Linked DNA regions of Homo sapiens: region 1 is linked to region 2. Evidence: chromatin loops called from intact Hi-C (ENCODE). Cell type or tissue: OCI-LY7. All regions are shown on one strand. Each heading gives the region's core, and the rest is flanking DNA. Links, peaks and the distances in the headings are about the cores only.

Region 1 (4,397 bases), core at 266-4,265, 170 kb after region 2:
ATTTATTAAATTATTTATTTATACACTAGGTGCCAAGGCTCTGTGCCTGCCTTCAAGGAGATACCAGTTTATGGATGGGAGAGCTCAGCCATGTCACCAGGTCATTTCTATACTGTGCAAGAGTGCTTTACAGAGGTCCTCGAGGGACATCACCTAAGGTCTTGAAAGGCCTTCACTTGGAGTTGATATCGAGGATAAGACCTAGAGGAGACATGAAATTTAACCAAGTGACGAGAGGTAGACTCATAGAAGTTAGCATTCCAGATGTAGGTAAGGAGATGTAGTTCCTTTGGGGAGCTGCAAGGTATTCTCTATGGGAGAATGCATAGGACTAAAGAGGAAAGAAAGGCTATGAAAGGATTCACATGCCACACAAAGGCAATGGGAGCCACCATTTTTAAACAGAATAGTGACATAATCAAACTCATGTTTTTGAAAGACCACTATCGCTGCAGAGTAGGGCCTGAAACCGAACAGCACAGAGGGACAAAGAGGGAGAGAGGAGCACATATGTGTGACATGGGTTACAGGAAGCTTATGGCTATAATATTCAAGTGCTGAACCTCTTACCTTGCACTCACAGCAGAGTCACACCCTGCTCTACATCAGTGCCATGCAGTGTGGCCCCCAGACTGGCTGCATAAGCAACACCCAGAAGCTGGTTAGAAGTCCTAATTCTCAGACTCCATCCCAGACCTACTGATTCAGCATCTCTAGGGCTAAGGCCTAGCGTTCTGTGCTTTAACAACCTTTCCAGGGGATTGTTCTGGATGTTCAAGTTTTTTTTTTTTTTCCTTACAAACAGAGTCTCACTCTGTCACCCAGGCTGCAGTGCAATGGCGCCATCTCGGCTCACTGCAACCTCCGCCTCCCAGGTTCAAACGATTCTCCTGCCTCAGCCCCTGGAGTGGCTGGGATTACAGGCATGTGGCATCATGCCTGGCTAATTTTTGTATTTTTAGTAGAGACGGGGTGTCACCATGTTGACCAGGCTGGTCTCGAACTTCTGACCTCAGGTGATCCACCCGCCTCAGCCTCCCAAAGTGCTGGGATTACAGGCGTGAGCCACCGCACCTGGCCAGTGTTCAAGTTTGAGAACCACTGCTTTACAATATAACTTTTTAATTAGCTGAGCTCAACTCTGTGGGACAGATCTCACTACTCATGTGTGTGCGTGTGTGTGTGTGTGTGTGTGTGTGTGTGAGATGTGTATACAATTTTGCAAAAATACATTACATTGAATGTCAGAACTACACAAAGATTTGTTGAGAAACTTTCACAAGTATGCTGCTAGATGGAAATCACAGCTATACTCAGTCTGTTCCCATCCCGCCAATGCAACCCTTTCTGTAGTCCCTCCTCCACATCTTGCTATACACTGTGCTCCTCACAGCACTGGTAGAGTTGGCATTCCCACTGCCACCCACAAAGTCCTGGGACTTTTCCATATCTTCAGCTTTCTTTGGGCTATTCCTTTTATCCAAAATATATGTCTTCCTATTTTTACTGCATGTCTTAATCAGTCTTCTACATTCAGTATAATTCATCCCGCAAACTTCTAAGTCAGAATAGTGGGTGTCTGCCTTGGGGGAGGCAGAAAAGTACAGTAAGTGACAGTGAAGGATTTGAAGTCAAAAAGATCTGGATTTGAACTCAAGCTCTGCCATATATTAGCTGAGTCACTTGAGGCAAAGCATTTCACCTCTTTAAGCCTGTTACCTTACAATCAAATGAGGATAATTATAACAATACCTTCCATTTCTGGTTGTTGAAATGATTAAATAAAAAAGTGCTAGTAAAACACAAGGCTTTTGGTAAGTATTCAGTAAGTGATAGCTATTATTATTATTCTCATCTGCACACATTTTCTCTACATCTGTTAAACCAATCATTTCTCTGACATTTCTGAATCTATCTCTCTTTTCCCACTGGACTGAGGGCCTCTTGGAGATAGGAGCTGTGCCCATGTGTCTGACATCTCTAAGCACAGTGTCTTGTACTCAACAGATGTTGTAGAACGGAACTGAGAAGTTGCACTTGAGCAGTTTTTCCTCCTGTCAAATTGTGTTCTATAATTCGTCTATAATTTACCTATTCAAATAGAGCTTGTTCCCTGAGGCTCCTCAAGTTTTAGCTCCATGAGCTGTGAGGGGCACAGGTGAAGACAAAGTGAAAAGATAACAGTCTCAAAGGGCAAGACTTGAGTGGCAGCTGCTTCAAATAACCTTCTCTTTGAGGATGTCCTTGGTGTTTTCATCATCACTAAGTCTGCAAAGTAGGAGATGAAATGGGAGGACAGCAGGCAGGATTTAGATGGAAAGCCAATCTCCATTTTAATTTTAAAATGCATTGAAACTTCTAGGACATAGCCAGGTTTATAAAAGAAAGGAATTAATTTTGTCTTGTGAATCTAGACCACAGGTAAGAACCACATTCAGTTATTTATAGCAACACATGACACTTTTATATTTGCAGAGTGTTTTTGATTCTTTTTTCCTTCTGAACTCCCTTTATTAATTACTATTGACTTTAATAGCAACATAAAACTTTTAGAGCTAGAAAAGGCCTTAAAGACCCTTTAGTCCAACTGCTTCCCATTATAGGCGAGGTTTTCTGTCTCATTAGCAGCAGAGATGAAATTATCACCCAGGGCTTATAAAGCCAAGGGGAGACTAAGTTTGTATATAGCAACAAGATCTCTCTCTTTATGTACAGGGAACCTAGATTGAAAACAGATTGAAGCATGTTTTCGAGTTGGTCTGGAGGCTGCTCTTGTATTTAGAACTCAGAAAAGCCTTCCAGAAGAGTATGACGTTTCTTAGAAAGCCTGGACTCAGACCAGCACCCAACACATCTGCTGGCTGATACTTTATCTTTTCAAGATGCCTAGAGTACACCTTGCTCTCCTGGTAACACCTGAGTGTAAGATGGTGTAAGAGAATACCAAAGATCAGTGATGTACCTGGGATAGCCCACCACCCCTGAATTCCTCATCTTCTCTGAGTCACAGAAGAGAAGGCACTCATGGTCCCCTCACTGTCTCTGTCTCCTCAGCTTCCTCATTAGTGAGATGCCAAACTACCTATTCATAGGGTTGGAGTGAGGATTTTATGAAGTCACACATGGAGAGGGCTTAGAACAACACCAGGCACATGGTGAACACCCATTCAATATTAGCTATATTTAACATTCTTCTTGTTAGCACTGTCTTGGAGCTCTGTATGGGGCAGTAACATCTATCAAAGCCAGATAGTTTTCTGCTTTTAAACCTAATATTAAACAAGGACAAATTCTACCTCTCACACATAGGCAGGATGCATGACAGGGGGTAGTACGGCAGGCCAGGTCTCACTAGCCCAGGCCTCCATAACAACTGTTTCAGCACTGACTGAGTGGTGATGTTAAATATTAAAAGCTGAGAGAGGCAGTGCCCTTATTCAAAGGCTGGAAGGTAACAAAAGCACACCAAGAGTTTTGCCCAGGCCTTTTCTGGGCCTTGAAGAATGACAAGATAACAAAGGAATTCTTAACAGGATGTGTTTAGGATTAAGCAAATTTTTATTGGGGATCTGAAGAAACTCCCCAGACCTCCACAAAAAAGTTTTATTGGTGGTCTAAAGGAACTCCTCAAACCTCCATGATTTAGCGGGAGACAAGATAAGGGTAATCACCCTGGCACCTGGACCCATCTAGATTAAGTAAATTTACTGAGGCTCCAGAGGAAGGTCTTCAAAACTCAGACCTTAGTTATAGATTAGAAGGAGTTAATCACTTATGTCTTTAGATGAATGCACACCTACACATAGACATATAGCTTAGAAGGTATATAAGCTCTAGAAAACTTTGTAATTTTGAGTTGGTCTGGTGATATTTTCCCAGCCTTCTCCATGTACCTAGTTACAGAAATAAACTCTCTTCTTTCCCAGTTCACCTGCATCTCGTTATTGGGCTGTGAGAGTAAGCAACCCCATCCTCATTTTGGTCTGGGAACAGTAGTACATTCTTCAAATCTCAGGCCAGGCTTTATGTCTGAACTGAGATTTGGCTGCTCCAAAATTAGACCTTGTAGTGAATGCAGTGATCCACCACCTAGATTCTGTAAGAGTTAAAAAAAGAGGAAAGAAACATGAAGAGTGGCTCAACAGTCAAAGACAGATTTATTTCTCCAAAATAAACCTGAGAAGGGCTTCTGACTGATTTCGGTCAGGAGCATTCTCTCTTACAGACTAAGAGTCTATATTGGTGTTAAGGTGAGAGGGCTTATCACCAGCTTGGAATGTTTCTGTGTGGGGGAGATGTTTATGGTGGGGTTGGAATATCTTTGGGTGGAGGGGAGGTTATCTGGAGGCTGACGTCTTTCCAGCTGGAGAGGAAGTTATCTCAGGGCTGGCATGTCT
Region 2 (4,397 bases), core at 206-4,205:
CCTCACTCACTTACTTCGTCATTTGATTCAAATCTCTACTTACAGATAATCTTTAGTGGACTTTGAATACTTGATATAAAGTATCTTGAAGTAAATACTTGATATAAAGTATAAAGACCTGAATACTTGATATAAAAAGGCATGAGCATTCCTCTGTATAACTCTCCATCCTTTTGCCCAGTCATATTTTTCCTCCTAACACTTGTCACAACTATATGTGTGTATATATATTTGTTTATTGATTCACTGAAGGCTTGTTTCTTGAGAATAGATTGTCTATTTTATTCTTTGTCTATAGAGAGCACCTAGAAGAGTGCCAGACACATGGTAACAGCTCAACAAGTGCTTGTTAAGTGACTTATATAAATTGCATGAAGCCTCAGAAAGGTTCTGGGAAATCTTAGAGAAAAATTTGAGAGAGCCTTACTATAAATGAAGTAAATGCTCAGAATCTTCTCAAAAGAGAAGCTGAAAGCTTTTATTCTGGCTCAAGAGTTGATGCTGCTTTGCTGAATTGCTGAGATAAATGTCTCTGTGGTGCATTTAAAATGTTGACTATCCTAGATTACTTGAAAAATACTTCCATCCAGTTACCTATAATCTTTCCTGGGACAATTATCAAATGTGCTTGTTAACATTAAATTTATCTTTCTGTTAAATGTTTTGCATTAGCTGTGATCATTTTTGAATAGACAAAGGGTCATACATTGTGCCAGACAAATTCTTTTTCTATCTCATCAGTGAAGAAAAAATTTCTATCCGTACATGACATACTTTGGATTTGTGGAGTTTTGAAGTTTCTACATATTTAATATGATTTTAATCCATTTAAGCTCATAATTTATTTTGTAGTCAGTCTTTGGAACCACACATTCTCCCAGCTTGGATAATATTTTCATTTGAGTATGGACATAATTTGGATCCTACTTTGAGCAAACTATCTTGTAATGGCTTTCTCATATGTCACCTTGTCTAGGCTGAATTGCATTTCCCAGAATTTTTTCTCTTGTTTGTTTTGAGTTGAGGTAAGACATAGGGAAGATTCTTGAGACATTTAGAGGCTGAAAGAGAAGCAGTGGCCATTTTGTGGCTCACACATATTGTTGCTGATCTGTAGATTCACCCTACTGGTGTGAAGCAGCATCTGATTCTGTGGCTGCTCTACCTGCCGCTGATATTCTTTCAGCTTCTCAGACTCCTAGACCAGGGGTGTGTGTTTCACTTTGTGACAAAGGGCCCCACTTCTGCTGGATACCCTCATTACCAAGGTTAGAGGCAACAAGAATGAACACAGGTTTTAGTCCTTCTCCACGGAGTTCCAGCTTAAGCTTGTTGGTTCCAGCCTGCTTGTGTTTTTCCTTTTCTGACTGCCATCCCTGTGATCTTGAAGCCTCAGCATCATGTGTGAGAAAACAGCCATACAGAGACTGCTTAGCCAGCTCCTACAATTGCATAAGGCCAATTCCGTATAACCAATTTCTCTCTCAGATAGAGGAAGAGATACATATAGCTATAAATAAAAATATAGATAATATAGAGATACCAGTAGTTCTCAGCTGGAGGCAATTTTCACCCTCAGGGAACATTTGGCAGTGTCTGCATACGTTTTTGGTTGTTACAACTTGGTGGAGGGTAGAGAGTTGTGCTACTGGCATATAGTGAGTAGAGGCCATAGATAAACCCACAATTCACAGGACTGTCCCCCACCCTCACACCCCAACAAAGAATTATCCAGCCCAAAAGTCAATAATGCCACTCTGCAGAATATCTGATATAAATATAGAGATCTAGATAGATACTAGTTTTTGCTTCTCTGATTAAATGCTAACTGATACAGATTTTAATACCAAGAGTGGTTCCAGGGGGATAGAATCTTAAGTATGAATTCTCTGACTTGGTTTTGAGTCTTCTCTAATATGATTAAATTTAAAAGCACTAATGAGTCTACTTCTAGCAGTAAGAAGGGCACTGGTAGTCAATGGCATGATGTGGCAATAGAGATACACAAAATATCCCCACTGGTTACTGTTAGGGTCCACCCAACTGGACTGTTTCCCCCTCCCATAGATCTAAGCCCCAAAGGCCAAAAGCAAAACACCCTACCCCAAACCCTCCTGTAACTGTTTGACCAGAGGCCAGCTGCTCCAGGATGTGGTTAAGACATCTACCTTGCACAACAGAACTGGCAAGAAAAACATCTCCAGGAAGTGGTCAGACACCTGGCACAAAGGACCCCCCCCCCGCCCCGTCTCTTTTCTTTTTCCTTCACCTTGACCCAGTTCTACACCCTATAAAACCTTGCTATAGCCTGTAAGTGGGGCTGCCTCCTCTGCTTTTGTCAAGAGGTGGCCTGGCAGGACTGACAATAAATCAGCTTGCCTGAACTTGGGTCTATTGGCCTCATTCCTTTCTCGGCCATCCTTCCAATTATCCCTTACAGTTACTCCTAATCAAACACTTACAGAAGACAAGGTTCTGGGTGACCATGTATTTGATGCCTTAGCACATTTTAGTCAAACCAAGGAGTACAATGAGGTTGGCTGTTTGCTCCTAACTGCGTGGGAGAAAGTAGGGAAAGGATAGGCTCGGGAATTTGAATTATCAGCTCAAAGTCCACATAAAGAAACTGAAAGCTTCTGTTTGCCCTGAAAGAAATTCTTATCTTCCTTCCATAGCCACAGGGCCCTGAAAACCAAAATTCAGAGTCTCCGCCCTGCCAGTGGCTGAATGATGCAAAGTGATTTCTCAGCCTTGTAGCCTCTGTATGAATATAAAGCTGGAATGGGATCCTATGGGCAGATTCTCACAAAGCTGGGGACTCTAACCCCTGAGTTCTGCTGAGCCTTTTTTGCCAGTAGAAGCAGCCTTTCTACTCCTGTCTTGAGAAGATTGGCCCTCCTTTGCCTGCCTTTCCTGAGGTAGTTGACTGGTAAGGCACTGCTGATCCTCTTTAAGACCTACCCCCACCACCTCTCTTTGCTTCTAAACCTATAACTTACCTGAAGTCCCAGCGGGCTCAGAGGGGTAAAGTACAAAGTGTAACCCATGAGGAGCTGCTATGCATACCAAAAGCATTGTACAGTTTTATCACTTTATATAGTCAGAAACCTGGGGGATATGCATAGGAATCAATTTTAAAGATATGGAGTCAAAGTGAAAGGAAAATGAAGTTGGATTGGGCAGAATTAGTTGATATGGGCCTGTATTCATCAGCTTGGCGTGCCATAACAAAATACCATGGGCAGGGTGGCTTAAATAACAAAAAAATTATTTTCTTACAATTTTGGAGGATTGAAGTTCAAGATCAAGGTGCCAACAGGCTTAGTTTCTGTGGAGGGCACTTTCCAGCTTGCAGATGGCTACCTTCTTACTGTACCTTCACATGGTCTTTCCTCTGGGCATTCACGTGGAGAGAGAGAGAGACAGCGCTGATGTCTCTTCCTTTTCTTATAAGGACATCAGCCCTATGGAATTAAGGCCTCACCCTTATGACCTCATTTTACTTAATTATCCCCATCTCCAAATATAGTCACATTGGGGGTTAGGGTTTCAACATACACATTTTGGGGAGGAGGCAACAATGCAGTCCATAACAGGGCCAACTAAGCAAATATTCTAGATTCAGTGTTTCAGGTTGAGGGGCTTGACAGTTTACTTGGTTGGTTGGCTGAAACATGGACCCAAAAGTGACCTACAATAAATGAAATCAAAATATGCCAGAACTTTTGGGGTATACTGTAGAGGAAGATATCTAAAGGCTTAGAAACATTTGAATGTTGGAGTGTCTTTATCATATAAGACCTACTCATTCACCTTGAGAGGGCTCTCAGAACACACCCTTTACCCTGGCTATGAGAAATAAATCTGTAAGGGGAGCTCCAGCATCCTTGATGAGCTTTGTGCTGACTATTCATTATAGACCAGAAATTATCATGGGAACTGCTACCATAAACTAGGATCCCTAAATGTAATAACAATGATAGACTCTTGAGACGACAAAGGCCAAGTGGCAGTGGCAGCACTTAATTGCCTTTGTAAATTGAATTGTGTTCCCTCAAAAAGATATGTTGAAGTCCTAGCCCCCAGTATTTGTGAATGTGACCTTATTTGAAAATAGGATCTGTGTAGATATAATTAAATTAAGATGAGGTTGTAATGGATTAAAGTGGTCTTTAATCTAATGACTGGTGTCCTCATAAGAGGGAAATTTAGACATAGAGATGCACAGGAAGAATGCTGTGTCATGACGAAGGCAGAGGTTGGAGCAAAGCAGTTGCAAGCCAAGGAATGCCAAGGATTGCCAGCACTCATCAGAAGCTAGAAGAGAGGTATGGAATAGATTCCCTTTCAGAGCCTCAGAAAGAACCAACCTTGCTAACACCTTGATTTCAGCCTTC

Evidence for each region. Peaks named below come from ENCODE experiments on the same cell type or tissue, not always from the same donor. Only the 100,000 strongest peaks of a DNase experiment are listed, where the experiment ranks them.
Region 1: it touches region 2 in a loop (9-fold over the local background); 1 of 110 quality-filtered maps calls a loop at or near these places.

Annotation. Positions count from the first base shown.
Region 1 is chrX:42,770,713-42,775,109 of GRCh38, reverse strand. No RefSeq gene overlaps it. Among named protein-coding and RNA genes, the nearest start is that of PPP1R2C, 5.3 kb to the left of the region's middle. In OCI-LY7, for the core only: no CTCF peak of the experiment used is centred there; a DNase peak (open chromatin) is centred at 2,069; H3K4me3 peaks cover 525 bases; H3K27ac peaks cover 2,315 bases.
Region 2 is chrX:42,941,585-42,945,981 of GRCh38, reverse strand. It overlaps LOC105373188 (a long non-coding RNA gene), which reads right to left. Exons shown (of 5, transcript XR_949037.3): 5 at 926-1,442. Among named protein-coding and RNA genes, the nearest start is that of PPP1R2C, 170 kb to the right of the region's middle. RefSeq lists a silencer at 1,415-1,474. In OCI-LY7, for the core only: a CTCF peak has its summit at 2,388; DNase peaks (open chromatin) are centred at 1,501, 1,631, 2,121 and 2,851; H3K4me3 peaks cover 3,020 bases; H3K27ac peaks cover 4,000 bases.